Regions from separate parts of the Homo sapiens genome. Here all the other regions are linked to region 2. The links are chromatin contacts, found by Hi-C or POLR2A ChIA-PET in ENCODE. All regions are on one chromosome and are shown on one strand. Each heading gives the region's core, a stretch centred on a gene start or an enhancer-like site at or near the end of the contact. The rest is flanking DNA. Distances are from core to core; before and after follow the strand shown.

The links. Hi-C counts contacts between places; a loop is a spot of excess contacts on that map. ChIA-PET counts read pairs that join two places held with the same protein, here RNA polymerase II (POLR2A). Pooled maps may share reads with other maps.
Region 1: a loop to region 2 is called in a map of OCI-LY7, with 15 times the contacts of the local background. The contact joins two enhancer-like sites. A Hi-C loop is called at or near these places in 1 of 168 maps with a recorded cell type or tissue (OCI-LY7), 1 of 37 single-sample maps with no recorded cell type and 4 of 50 pooled maps.
Region 3: a loop to region 2 is called in a pooled map, with 4 times the contacts of the local background. The contact joins two enhancer-like sites. A Hi-C loop is called at or near these places in 2 of 50 pooled maps. POLR2A ChIA-PET finds 5 or more read pairs at or near these places in 2 of 52 experiments (H1 and HepG2).
Region 4: a map of B cell shows a loop between it and region 2 (25-fold over the local background). The contact joins the promoter of LY86 here to the enhancer-like site in region 2. A Hi-C loop is called at or near these places in 2 of 168 maps with a recorded cell type or tissue (B cell and OCI-LY7), 2 of 37 single-sample maps with no recorded cell type and 3 of 50 pooled maps.

The regions. Positions count from the first base shown.
Region 1 is chr6:6,329,251-6,332,857 of GRCh38, reverse strand. It overlaps LOC124901253 (a long non-coding RNA gene), which reads right to left. Exons shown (of 2, transcript XR_007059428.1): 2 at 2,691-3,105. Among named protein-coding and RNA genes, the nearest start is that of F13A1, 10 kb to the right of the region's middle. RefSeq lists an enhancer at 997-1,046. Within about 2 kb of position 1,362, at least 3 of the 41 ENCODE cell types and tissues checked have a DNase peak (open chromatin) inside an H3K27ac peak, as active enhancers do; they include OCI-LY7, where a contact is called at or near this core.
Region 2 is chr6:10,530,639-10,534,060 of GRCh38, reverse strand. The region is part of intron 3 of GCNT2 (glucosaminyl (N-acetyl) transferase 2 (I blood group)); the gene reads right to left. Among named protein-coding and RNA genes, the nearest start is that of GCNT2, 11 kb to the right of the region's middle. RefSeq lists an enhancer at 1-59. Within about 2 kb of position 1,545, at least 6 of the 41 ENCODE cell types and tissues checked have a DNase peak (open chromatin) inside an H3K27ac peak, as active enhancers do; they include B cell and OCI-LY7, where a contact is called at or near this core.
Region 3 is chr6:7,152,387-7,155,817 of GRCh38, reverse strand. The region is part of intron 1 of RREB1 (ras responsive element binding protein 1); the gene reads right to left. Among named protein-coding and RNA genes, the nearest start is that of RREB1, 46 kb to the right of the region's middle. Within about 2 kb of position 1,362, at least 5 of the 41 ENCODE cell types and tissues checked have a DNase peak (open chromatin) inside an H3K27ac peak, as active enhancers do.
Region 4 is chr6:6,587,042-6,590,265 of GRCh38, reverse strand. It overlaps LY86 (lymphocyte antigen 86), which reads right to left and starts at 1,546. Exons shown (of 5, transcript NM_004271.4): 1 at 1,396-1,546. The coding sequence starts at 1,531. The region is part of intron 1 of LY86-AS1 (LY86 antisense RNA 1); the gene reads left to right. RefSeq lists enhancers at 3,020-3,149, 3,160-3,224.

The DNA.
Region 1 (3,607 bases), core at 113-2,612, 4.2 Mb after region 2:
ATTTTTATGGCGTGTGAAGAGTGAGTTAAGTACTAGCAAATTCTCAGATTAACAATAGTGCCGAAGAAGCTGCCTACTAGATGGTAGTTTTTTTTTTTTTTTTTTAAAAAAAAAAGGAAGCTAATGACCATGGAGAGGGCTGGTTCCTAACCAGGAGCTGCATCAAAAGCCAGACACTCAGATGCATGAAGAAGTCTCAGGTACCTGGGAGGGAAGGGAGTGTAACGCAGTCAGGAAATGGAGTAGTGCCAAGTATCAAGGCAAAACTGCCTGCAACAAAGTATTTTTCTTTCTCCCCAAGTGTGGCTGTGTATGCAAAACCTGGGCTCTGTTAACAGTTGGAGCCAATTGGAGAAGTGAAGCATGTAAAATTATGTTGAGGGGGAGTCTTGCATGCGGTTTGTGCAGGGTGTGCAGCTATAATCACTACTGAAAGAAAATTAGCTGCCCTAGTCAGATCCTGGATACCTCTAATAGCTTCGGTTTAAGGAAGTAAGGCCAGATGACTGGGTTTTTTTTTTTTTCTTATTATTTTTCAGAAAACACACGAAGTTGGCAAGAGAAAGGACATCTGAAATTCATGAAAATGATCGCGGCACTGGCCTTGCATGTAGACCCCTGGCAACCAGCAACTCTGCAAACACTGTCACTTTCCCATCACTGTGTTTTCTAAGTTGTCTGTGGGGCTCTTCAGTAATGGGGGCTGCAAAGAGTTTGAGGACAGACAGTGAGTCACTTGCTGGCTTTGCTACAGCATCCAGAGACGATCTGAAACAAAGTCCAGGCTGCTGCTGCTAAGTGAGAAGAAAGATAGCCTTTGGGGTCAGCAGGCCCCTTATCATAAACTACTAAATAAGCATGTTTCATACAAACAACAGCCTTCATTTTAAACAGGCCTTACCTCCACTGCACAGACTCCATATGCTTCTTAAGAATCAAACTTAAACTGGAAGATAAAGTCTGAGGTTTGGGATTGGCAGTGTTGTGTATGCTGTCTCGCTGATGTGAAATACTGATAATAAATCCAAAGAAAAGCAAGTATATTTAGTCCAAGAATACCTTCATTTCCTTTCTAAAAACAAAACATGATTAAAATCCCACACAAAGAGGTGAGCCTGCCTGTAGACCGGAAGGCTGGTAAATACATTAACGACACCTTAAAATCTGAGTCTTACCATGCCTTGGCAATTAGACCAGACAGTATAGAATGAAGAACTAAAAGCCGCTTATGGGCCCCTGGGCCACAGATTTCATAAAAAATTAATGCTGAGTGAAATAGAAACCATCTGAACTACAGCTGGCAAACATGTGCAGGGCTTTGATCGCCAAGGCCCAGCAACAAAGAGCATTTTCGGTTATTGTTTGTTCGACTGGGACTTTCTTCTGTCATATTTCCTGCCTATGCTGAAAGGCATTTTGAGACTAGAGAAGAAGTGGTGGGAAGTGAGGGTTGAAATAAAGATGGTAGTTGGCTGTTGTATTTAGAATAAATGGGCAGTTCTAACCTGCTATGGTTAACAACCCTGGTCCAGAGAACATGAGTAAGGGTCCACAGGCAGAGCCACTGCGAGGCACTCGTGAGATAGAAGAACCAAGGGGCAAGGTGTCCAAGACGGATGTTCAATGTTGCTCTTCCCTTCACCGAGAAGCTTAGGGGCTGACCGTAAGTCTTTTGCGGGAAAGGACCTCTCTCTTGCTCCCTGCAAATCCCTTGCAGCACATAACAGAGTCCCTGACCCGTATGAGGGTCCCATAAAAACTATTCTGTTGACAGACCAGAGTGGTAGAGTCACCCCACCTACAGGGGTGGTCTCCAATAGGTACCAGCTAGCTGCCACATTCTAATGTCCCCATCCCCTGCACCAGAAGACCTGTGCCTACACTGCTCAGAGGGTGAGGAGAAATCCAATCATATCTTCCAGGAGCACCATGGGCCCAGCTCTAAGAGAGATCTTGGAATGTGTAGATTTGAAGGGAAATTTTGAGTAAGAGAAAGATAGGAGTTTGGAGAAGGTGTACTTTAGCCAAGACAATGGACTTGGTTTTAAAAATGTCTGTTTGAGTCTGAAATCCGTAATGTGCCAGGTGTGTGATTATGAGCAAGCCCCTTTGCCTCTCCAAGCCTCAGTTCCCTTGTATGAATAAAGCATTTTAGGGAGCACAAATCATTCTTTACACTTGCAGTTATTTAGTGCTCCCTTTTATGTGGCTCTCAGCCTCAGAAGCCAAAGTTTAAGTGAGTGGCTGACTGTTTAAGATAAAGGTGAAATAAAAACCAGTGGTGCATATACAATTCACTAAAAACTTTTACTTTCTTTTTTTGTCAGCAACCCTATTGCTTTCACTGACATAAGAGATTCCACTGACTTTAATTCATTAATTAACTTGTATTTTTGTACATATATTATATGCCAGATTAGGTCCACAAGGAACATATTTGTTATAGGAGGAAAACACAGAATATTTTGAAGTCTATTAAATCGTGGAAACAGACTTGTTGACGAAATTCCAAAACACTAGCTTTTAATATAGTTTCCCCTTCTTGACTGCAGGCCTTAAAGATAGATACAATTTCCTACTCATCACAAAGTCTGTCAATAATAGATAGATAAATATTACCATATTAATTATATTGCTATATATTACAGCATACTCAATATTAGTGTTGTATTATTATTATAAACAGCAGGTTAGATAAATATTTATTTGATGAATGTGTCTCAGTTATCTATTGCGATGTAACACACTATCCCAAATATTAGTGGATTAAAATAACAGCCACTTTGTTTCATTGCTCACAATTTTATGATTTTGGCAGGGCTCAGCAGGGCAGTTTCTCTCTGCTCCATGCACCATCAGCTGCAGCTCCTTGACTGGGGCCAGAGGATCCACTTGCCAGGTGGCACACTCGCGTCCTCACTCGTGCTGCAGGTTGGCAGAGATGGCTGATGCCTGGGCTCCGGTAGGATTATGAGGCAGCTGGACTCCTCTCCCTCCCTGCACATTCTCATGTCCCCACCGCTCCATGTGGCCTCTCTGTATGGTTTCTCCATGTTAGCTGGACTCCAGGAGTGTAGCTAGACTTCTTAATGTTGGTTAAGGGTTCTAAAAGCATGAAAAGGCAGCTGTTAGGACATCATATAGCTTAGGTGGAGAACTGGCATAGGGCCACTTCCACTGCACCCTGTTGGTTGAAGCCAGATTCACTGTGGAAGGGGACTACACATGGCTGGGAATACCGGGAGGCATGGATGGTTGATCCATCCTTGGAAACTAGCTAATCCCAAATGAATAAATGAACACAATCATTAAAGAACCCTTCAGGTTTGAGGGTGAATGTTTAAGAAAGTACTACATAAAGCCATACCTAGCTATAATATGTGTGTGTGTATATATATATAGCATATATATGTATATAGCAGATATACACACACACACATATATGTGTATATATATGTATTTGTGTATATATATATGTGTGTGTGTGTATACACATATATATATATATATGTAATGGTATCCCAGGAGGTTGCATACAAGGTGAAAATATAGTAGAGACATAGGCCATGTCCAATTCCATAAAACACAATATCACATCATATCACAC
Region 2 (3,422 bases), core at 296-2,795:
AAGTGCTGAAGCACAGGCAAGAATTTCAAATAAAGTAGAAGCAGGCAAAGCAAAACCAGCAGAGGTGGAGACTCTGCGACATGAGGACGGCCAACGTCTCGGTGCTGCTAGGGCGGCAGAGCCTGACCACTGCACCAGCAATGAGGATGCGTGGTCCACCTCCCCTGCCTGTGGTCGCAGCCACAGGCCACAAGTAAAAGTGATGTTTCAAACTGAGTTAAATAAAATACATTCTTTTTTTTTTTTTTTTTTTTTTTTTTGAGACAGAGTCTTGCTCTGTCACCCAGGCTGGAGTACAGTGGCATGATCTCAACTCACCACAACCTCTGCCTCCTGGTTCTCCTAAATCGCTGAAGCGATTCTCCTGCTTCAGTCTCCCGAGTAGCTGGGGTTACAGGCACAAGCTACCACGCCTGGCTAGTTTTTTGTATTTTTAGTAGAGTTGGGGTTTCACCATGTTGGCCAGGCTGGTCTCAAACTCCTGACCTCAAGTGATCCGCCCACCTCGGCTCCCCAAAGTGCTGGGATTACAGGCGAGAGCCACCACACCTGGCATAAAATACATTCTTTAAATTCATATTATCTGCTTCTTTTTACTTCTTTTAATGTGGCTCCTGGAAAATCTAAAATTTGATTTTAGATCTATGGCTCCCATTATAGCATTCCTATTGGGCAGTGCTGTTCTCCCTTCCCATGAGACCACTTCAGCTGTGAGATGTTTTTCTGGACTAATTTTTTTTTAAATTTTTATTTCTGAGATGGAGTCTCACTCTGTCGCCCAGACGCGAGTGCAGTGGCAGGATCTTGGCTCACTGCAACCTCCGCCTCCCAGGCTGAAGTGATTCTCCTGCTTCAGCCTCCCGAGTAGCTGGGATTACAGGCACGTGCCACCACACCCGGCTAATTTTTGTATTTTTAGTAGAGATAGGTTTCACCATGTTGGCCAGGCTGGTCTTGAACTCCTGACTTCAGGCGATCCACCCAGCTCAGCCTCCCAAAGTGCTGGGATTACAGGCGTGAGCCACCACACCTGGCCTGGACTAGTTACTTTACAGAATCCTAATCATAATCCCTCAATCATGACAATGAATTGGAACAATCTCAAAATGTCCCTCGCACACCTGCCAAAAAAAAAAAAAAAAAAAAGCAAAAACCACAACATATACACATCAACCAGAAGGACCCTTACAACGGAAAATGGCTCAGATCTCCACATAGCCGGAATAATAATTAAACAAGACAACCCTTAGGTTTCTAATTCCCTAACCTCCTACATTCAGCCCTGCCTCAGGTCAGGAAAGAGTTGGCAGGGCTTGCCCGATGTGGTGGCTCACGAGGCTGAGGCAGGAGGATCGCTTGGGCCCAGGAGTTCAAGACCAGCACTGGCAACACAGCAGGACCTCGTCTCTACAAAAGTTAAAGTTAGCCAGGCATGGGGGCACATGCCTGTAGTCCCAGCCTCTTGGAAGGCTTGAGCCTGGGAGGTCAAGACCAGCACGGGCTGGGTGCTGTGTGGCTCACACCTGTAATCCCAGCACTTTGGGAGGTTGAGGCCGTGAGCCGTGATTGTGCCACTGCACTCCAGCCTGGATGACAGAGTGAGATCCAAAAAAAGAAAAAAAAGAGTTGGCAGAGCTGGTCAGGGTCCTCCGGCAGTGTTCCTCCACACACATAACACAGAAATGACTTCAGGGGCTAACTTTTGTTAAGTTTCTGAAAAACATGAATTGGTGCATTTGTTTTCTATTGCTTTGCCAATCTGTTACTGCTAACACGGGGTGTAAAAATCCAGCTCCAATAGATACATCGAGTCGAGAAGTCAGGGGGTTTCCCTTAAGTTTCTGTTGAGTCCCCTGATTAGGATCACAGACTCTGAGAGTGGGAAGGGACTCGGAGGCCATCCGGTCCAATCCTTGAGGTTTCCTCAGCAGCACTTCCCCAGCCCTGCTTCCCTTGGCTTTGCTCACCATTGAGGAAGCTGCCCGTTTTATTCCCAGCTCCATGTGTTCTCATCTCCCACCCGCTGGCCCTAGATTCTACTTCCAAAACGACAGAGTTGGTCTAATTTCTCTTTCCTGAGCAAATCTTTTAATTAGGTAAAGACACCGATCCCTCTTCAAGTCTTTTCCAAATCAATTATCCTTTTTCTTTGTCTTGGTCTTCTCTAAAAAAAAAAAAAAAAAAAAGTGGGGATTGGCCTTTTTACCTCCCTGGCTGCTCTCTTTGGAACTGCTGTGTCAATGTCTCCCCGTATAGTAGGGTGGCCAGACCTGAAGAGTCTACATCCTACTCCAAGCACATGGGAGAGAAGTGAGGCTTTCACTTCCCTTACTCTGGACACTACAATTCTATTTAAACAGCTCTGTGCTTTCCCCACCAGACTTTCCTGAGCCCTAATTTCTTTTGATCACTATACTTCCCCTTCTGGCTCTGAGAAAATCACAGACTTAAAGAGAATTCTAAGCCTATGAAGCTTTGTATGCCAATATCTAAAACAAGCACCTGCAATGGTTTACACCCCTGGCTGTACATGAGAATCACTTGGAAGCTGTACAAATATCAATAGTTAGGTCTTGCCCCAAGGAGGGAAACAGGCCCTGGCTTAGTTATTTTTAGAAGCCCCAGATGATCGTAATGTGCATCCAGGGTTGAACCAGCAATCCAAAGAAACCAGGACTGTGATCTTCATACAGGTTCCAGTTACTTTTTCCTTTGAACTGCAAATATGAATTCTTATTTTGAATTGAACTAGCAGGACTAAATTGGTTCACTATAAACAACTTGAGATTATTCAAAAATCATTTGGAACTTGGACCAAAGGAGAGATGGAATTGATTTAGCAACAATTGAGACCTTATTGAAAGTCAACCTAAAAAGAACATCAGGCTTAGGAGACCTGGTTTATAATTGGTGCATTTGCTTACTAGCTGTGGGATTTGAGCACATCATGTAATCACATTGAAGTTTCTTCATCTATAAAATGGAGGTACTAGTCTAGAAATCTTTTTTTTTTTTTTTTTGAGACAGAGTCTCCGCTGGAGTGCGATGACGTGATCTTGGCTCACTGCAACCTCCGCCTCCTGGGTTCAAGCGATTCTACTGCCTCAGCCTTCTGAGAAGCTGGGATTACAGGCATGCGCCACCACGCCTGGCTAATTTTTGGTATTTTTAGTAGAGACGGGGTTTCACCATGTTGGCCAGGCTGGTCTCGAACTCCTGACCTTGTGATCCGCCCACTTCAGCCTCCCAAAGTGCTGGGATTACAGGTGTGAGCCACTGCGCTCAGCCTAGAAATCTTTAAGGTGCAATAAGGTTTTTTTGTTTGTTTGTTTGTTTTAACTTCTTGAAAAAAAATAGAGACAGTGTCTCACTATGTTGCCCAGGCTGGTCTCAAACTCCTGGCTTCAAGAGATCCTCCTGCC
Region 3 (3,431 bases), core at 113-2,612, 3.4 Mb after region 2:
AAGAAAGAAAATGCAGTTAATAATTAAAAAATTTAAAAGGATGCAAGTTCTTAATGTCACTTGGAAAATCCTTTTCAATCAGTTCAAAATTCAAAAGATTAAATCACATCTAACTCTATCTGGATTTCCCAAGTGCAAGGGGAGGAAACTATTTTATCAGGTTTCTTGGAAGGGAAAACACATTTTCTCTATTAAAACTTAAGTCCTGGCCGGATGCTGTGGCTCACGCCTGTAATCCCAGCACCTTGGGAGGCTGAGGCAGGCCAATCACCTGAGGTCAGGAGTTCGAGACTAGCCAGGCCAACAGGGTGAAACCCTGTCTCTACCAAAAATATGAAAATTAGCTGGGTGTGGTGGCACAGGCCTATAATCCCAGCCACTCGGGAGGCTGAGTGAGGCAGGAGAATCGCTTAAACCCGGGAGACGGAAGTTGCAGTGAGCCAAGATCGTGCCACTGCACTCCAGCCTGGGCAACAGAGCAAAGCTCTGTCTCAGACAAACAAACAAACAAAACAAAACTGAAGTCCAGCTCATAAAGACTTCATAGAAACCTTCTTCAGACCACCTGATGGAATCAGGCCTCAGATGAGCATCTCAGGGCAGGCAGATGGATGATGGAAAAAGACCAAAGAAGAATCAAAAGGGAGGGTGATGAGAACAGGGCCTTTCTTCTCATAAGCCTGAAAATTACACATAGGTTAACTGAAGAAAATATTCTTCTAGTGCGACTGAACTATCTCCCTCTGAGAAACCACTTCCCACTAGGCCCCTTCGTTCCGCCCCTAACAACCCCGTTCTATTTATTGTTCAGTTTTAAATGACTGGGCAGCTGCTGCCTAGCCATGCCCCTCTAGTATTGACCAACACTGTCACCAGCACCCCCCACACGTAAACCACCAACGAATGAAGCTCGTGGTAAGGGGGCTTAACTTGGAATGTGAACTGTCACCAGCACACCACACTTCCTGCGAACTCTGACAGACTGTCTCCATTCAAGAAAAAATGAAAAGACTACCTTAAGGCCCGGTGGGTAACCACCCAAAGATGAACAAGCGGAATTGCATGGTAGTTAAGGAGTAGGCTCTGGAACCACATCGCAAATCCTGCCTCTACCACTTGCCAGCAGTGGTAAGTGGCCTGACCCTTAGACAGTTAGGGAACCTCTCAGTTCTGCAATTTCCTCATCTGTGAGATGGAGACAATAATAATACTGAAATCATATGACTGTTCTGAGAAATAGATTAGTCAAATCTATAAAGTGCTAAAACCTGTCTGGCACACATGATACCATCCCTCAGTGCTTTTTATTATCATATACATGCTCACACCTGAGCACACATACTGTACGTTCACATTAGCAAGTGTCTATTAGTCCTTCACGTCCCCAGTGATGAGTTCAACAGGTGCTACAAACATTGTACTCCCACTGGGCAGTCATTTTCAAACTTTAGTATGCACCTGGAGAGCTTATGATAACAGATTTCTGGGCCCCACCTCCACATTTCTGATTCAGCAGGGCTGGAGTGGGGCCTAGGAATCTGTGTTTCTAACAAGTTCCCAGGTGATGCTAATGCTGCTTGTCTGGGGACCACACTTTGAGAACCAAAGTGTCATTATGTTCTAGGCTTCAGGCCTAAGCTTCATCTAGTTTATGTGCATAGAGAACCTTATGGAGATGAAATGGAAAAGGAGAATAAAGCAAAGATGCTCACTGCTCAAAGAATATCCACATATTCTTCCATATTTCCTGGCAACCGTATACCTTTGTGGTCAGGCAGGTCACATGACTAGTCCTGGCCAATGAGCTGTGAGCACAAGTACCAGCCATCACTTCCAGACTGCAGCCTTTCAAAGTCAGTATGTAACCCACTAGCTCTTTCCTTGTGGTGGCAACCTGGAAGCATGTGTAATGACAGAGTAGCTATAAGACAAGAGCAGCCTGGATCCCTGGGTTACCACTTGTAAGGGAGCTATACTAGAGAGCTGCCAGACCTGCAGAGGATTCTACACCAACAAGCAACGGCACTTTATGGGTTGAGCCACTGGGATTTCAGGCTTTGTTTGATACTTCAACATAGCTTCGCTTAGCCTGACTTCATTATAAAGAGGATGCCCACATCATCAGTCTTAAGCCCAACCTATCAAACAGATCTGAGATATTTTATAAAATCAGCCAGAATTTCTACCCTACTCTCATTCACTTCTATTCACCAAAACAGATGAACTGTTTTTAACCTCCTATTTTCGGTCTGTTTCTCACTAACTAAAAAAATTATTTACTGCAACATGATTATGTACTAGTTGCTAATAATTTAGAAAGCTCAGTCCGCTAAAATGTATTAAAAATGTGAAAAGTAAATACATTGGAGGATTTGTGTGTGTGTGTGTGTGTGTGTGTGTGTGTATACCACTACTGGAATCCCTTGACTTTAATTGAGTAGGGAGGAGCAAGAGTAAAGGGTTTCAATTTTATTTATGTAATCACGTGTGGACTGATAACTTGTTTTGCCAAAACAGGAGAAAGTGATCTCTTTAAGGGCATCAGAATTTAACCACAAAGCTACTTTTTTTAAAAAAAAATAATAGTTCTACTAATCTAGGAACATTTTGCAGTTTAACATGTAGGTAATGAGCTGTCAACAGTATACAACTTACCAGACTGTGGAATGAAACATTAAAAATATTTTCCTCAAAAAAAAAAAAAAAAAAAAACCCTCTCACAAAGATTAATACCTCCTTCACTGTCACACACACACACCAAAACACATTACAATCCAGAACACCTCAATTAACAACTTAAGACTACAAAATTCATGAAATACACAAAATTAAAAGAATTGGGGAGAGGGAACTAAGAAGTATGTAAGAGAATCGCATAGGACCTTTCAGGTCTGCAGAGCAAAGCAGCACTTCTTTGGAGGGCTATCTTTTAGTGGGATTGACAACTAATCTCAAAGGTGGTGGAATTTCCTGCTAGAATTCTCTCTAGCACTTTCTACAGAGAGCACTGGAACAACTCCTTTGTGTACACACACACATTTTAAAAACTCACTTGCTAAGGAGCTCAGTGACTTCTGCTTCCCACTTAGCACTGGCAAAGCTAAGCACTGAGATGAAGGGACCCTGCTGCTCCTGGCCTTCTCAAGTTCATAGGCCCCTCCAGTGCCTCATTCTCTGGGTGTGTCACATTCCATCTCTTTAGGTACTTCCATGTGGCCAAAAAGGAAAGGAAAAAAAAGGTAAACACTCATGTGATGCATTTGGTCACATTTATAGCTCAGCTGTAAAATCAAACTTGAGAATAATAAAAAGGCCCCAATGCTAAAGGCTGAATTTCTTTCATATGTTTCATAGCTATTCAGCAACTGTTGGGTTTTTTGGTGAGTGGATTATTTTCTTCATTTCTGTCTTTCAGGAGACATAAAAAAAGT
Region 4 (3,224 bases), core at 297-2,796, 3.9 Mb after region 2:
TATATGTAGGGTTCAAAACGATCTATGATTTCAGGCATCCACTGGGAGTCTTGGAACGTATTCCTAGCAGACTGGGGGGGGACTACGGTATCTTAGAATGTGACTGTATGTGGAGATAGGGTCTTTTTTTTTTTTTTTTTTTTTTTTAAGACAGAGTTTCGCTCCTCTTGCCCAGGCTGGAGTACAATGGCACGATCTTGGCTCACTGCAACCTCCACCTCCTGGGTTCAAGCAATTCTGCCTCAGCCTCCCAAGTAGCTGGGATTACAGGCGCGTGCCACCATGCCCAGCTAATTTTATATTTTTAGTAGAAACAGGGTTTTTCCATGTTGGTCAGGCTGGTCTTGAATGCTTGACCTCAAGTGGTTCACCCTCCTCAGCCTCCCAAAGTGCTGGGATTACAGGTGTGAGCCATCATGCCCTGCTGGAGATAGGGTCTTTAAAGAGCTGATTAAGCTAAAGTGAGGCCATGGAGGTGGGCCCTAATCTGATATGATTGTGTACTTATAAGAAGAGGAGATGAGGACACAGATGTACACAGAGGGAAGAGCACATGAGGAGACAGGGAGAAGATGCCACCTAGAAGCAAAGAAGAGAGGTCTCAGGAGAAACCAGCCCAGCTTCCAGAGCTGTGAGGAAATAAATCTGTTATTTAAGTCCCCAGCCTGTGGTGGTTTGTTATGGCAGCCCTAGCTGACTAAGACACAGCCCGATTGGTTGGTTCTGACACTTCTTACCACAGTTCACTGCATTCTCTTCACTGAATTGCAATTATCTGTTGGCGTATTGGGTTGGCCCGCTGGGGTGACAGGCCTGGCATATGCACTTTTATTATCTCTAGCACTGAGAAACCCTGGCATTGATAGCTGCATGCGAAGTGCTTGCTGAATTCATGAGAGCTACTGCTGCAGTGAAAGCTCTGAAAGTGTCCAGAGAGGGACAGGAATCTTCTCTTTGGGCAGAAGTGATCTTTTCACTTCACTTGCAAAGTACATCAGATGGAAAGGTAGCCCAGGTGTACGGTGTTGAGGAAGGGCCTACTGGAAGCTGCTTTTCCTAATTTTCAGCTGGTGAGGTTTGATGATTTGGTAGACTCACTGATCATTTTGTTCTTTTTTGGGTTCTGTGGTGTTAGTAAATGGCTATATTTAGATTCAATTTCTCTTTCTTGTACTCTTTGTTGTTCTGCCATTCTCTTCCGCTCCCAGTCCTGGCCCCACCGCTCCTTCTTCCAAAAGCTCCCAGTGGCCCTCCCAGACCTGCTGCAGGTGGAGAAAGTGTTCAGCTGCTGGTCCCCTCTCCCCTCCCACCCCAACTCCAACTGAGCACTAGCGGCTCACATCTGTGGGCCTTGCTTTCCCCATAAACACACATGGGTGTACTGCAAGGGCTTACCGCAACTCTGGTAGAGCACTTCCAAGCCGCTGTCGCTACAGACCACGTGTGTGGGCCAGGCTTTCCCACCGCCGCCTCCACTGCAGCTGGGAAAAATCAGAGTCCAGAGGAAGAGAGTGGCTGTGAAACCCTTCATGGTGGGGGCCTGTATGGGACACACAGAAAAATAACCGGCCAATAAAAAGCCTGTAAAATTTCTTCCTCTCCCCTCACCAAGGCAGTTGGATGTTCAGTTTCACTTCTCAAATTTTAGACTCGCTGGGAACCACAGTCAGAAGTAAAAGGCTGAGAGCAGAGGCATTTGAATACTGTTCCCCCAGGACCTTGAATCTACAGGTGTGGCTGGTCTGGTCTGGGGTAGGATGCGTGCTGACTTTCTGCTTTCACAGGGAGAGGGTCAGTAGTGATGCGTGAACTTACCTCTTGGGGGCCCCTCAGAACAGCCTCCACCCCCAGGTGAGGCTGTAAACTTGGGAAAGACAAAGCGCAGGCCACCATCTGTTTCCCATCTCCAGCCCCCGAGTCTCTGCAGGCTCTTGATGCAGGCTGTGTATGGACCCAGGGACCTGGCTGCAGCCAGCAGGCAGCAGTTGATAGCACGAGGGCTACAGAATGACATTTGGAATCTGGAATGAGGCTTTGGCCCTATTGTCACTTTCCTCTCCTCTGGCTTTGGCTCTGCTCTTAGGTTTGGGATTTTAGCAGTGAATTGTCCAGCTGCAGAACAGACCTTGTTTTGGGAGCTGCAGATGTGGTCTCTGGAGATGAGGCAGAGGCAATAGCCCTGAGAAGTGAGCCGTGTTCTATTTCTGGGTTTGGCTTGGTAGAAAAAGTAGGAAGGGTGGGGAGGTGGGGCCACCCTTAAGGAGGCTGGTTTGCTGGTTTTGGTGTTAGTGGGATCATTGACATCACATCTCACTTTCTCTTCAAAGCCAAGATTCTGTCTTCCTTCTTCCATGTATCTCTATTCTGCTGCAGGACAGCAAGGTTTCTCAGTCTTGATTCCTCAACCCCGCCCCAGCTTCACCTTAATGTAAGAGGACCAGAGTCAGTGCCAAGGTCAGCAGATTTCAGGAGCAATAGAAAACACTATTTTCCCTGGGAGGAACAGCATTTTTCTGAATGCACTAGGTAAATTTACTATTTCTGCTGATGGCTAAGCAAAAATTAGAGTTAGCTCAAAACTTTTTTTGAAATAGGTGGAACATAATTACCAATAAATTAATTGGTAAATAATTTGGATTTCTTGATAGACATCAGAGAGTGGTCATTTGGAGAAGGAACAGTTGTGGATTGATTATTTTTAGGTACCTCTGCAAATAAGTTCAGTGATGATGGCTTTCAACAGCAGTTCTCAAAGTGCGGCCTGGGAAGATGACAGCCTCAGCTTCCACTGGGGGCTTGTTAGAGATGCAAATTCTGGGCTACTCAAGACCTATTAAATCAGAAACTCTGGGGGGCGGGACTCACCATTCTGGATTTTCACAAGCCCTCCAGGTGTGCCTGATGCAGTCTCAAGTTTGAGAACTGCTGGCTTTTACAGAACATAAAGCGAAGGTTGAGCCCCAAGGGAGTGGTGGGAAGTTGCTCTAAGAAGAGACAAGGTGGCCCCTCTGGCCTGTGTGAGCGGAAGGCAGCTGCGCTGTGAGCAAGATCTCGGGAGATGAGAGTCTGAAGCTTATGGTGAGAGCAGCGGCCCTGGTGGAAGCGTGGTAGCCCCTAGAAGGTCCAGGATGGAACACAGAAGCTTTCCCTTGGGATATGTGAGTGCTCCAGCAGTTGTAAAGAGAGCTCTGAACATATGTGAGTGAGGAGAGCAATTGAGGGTG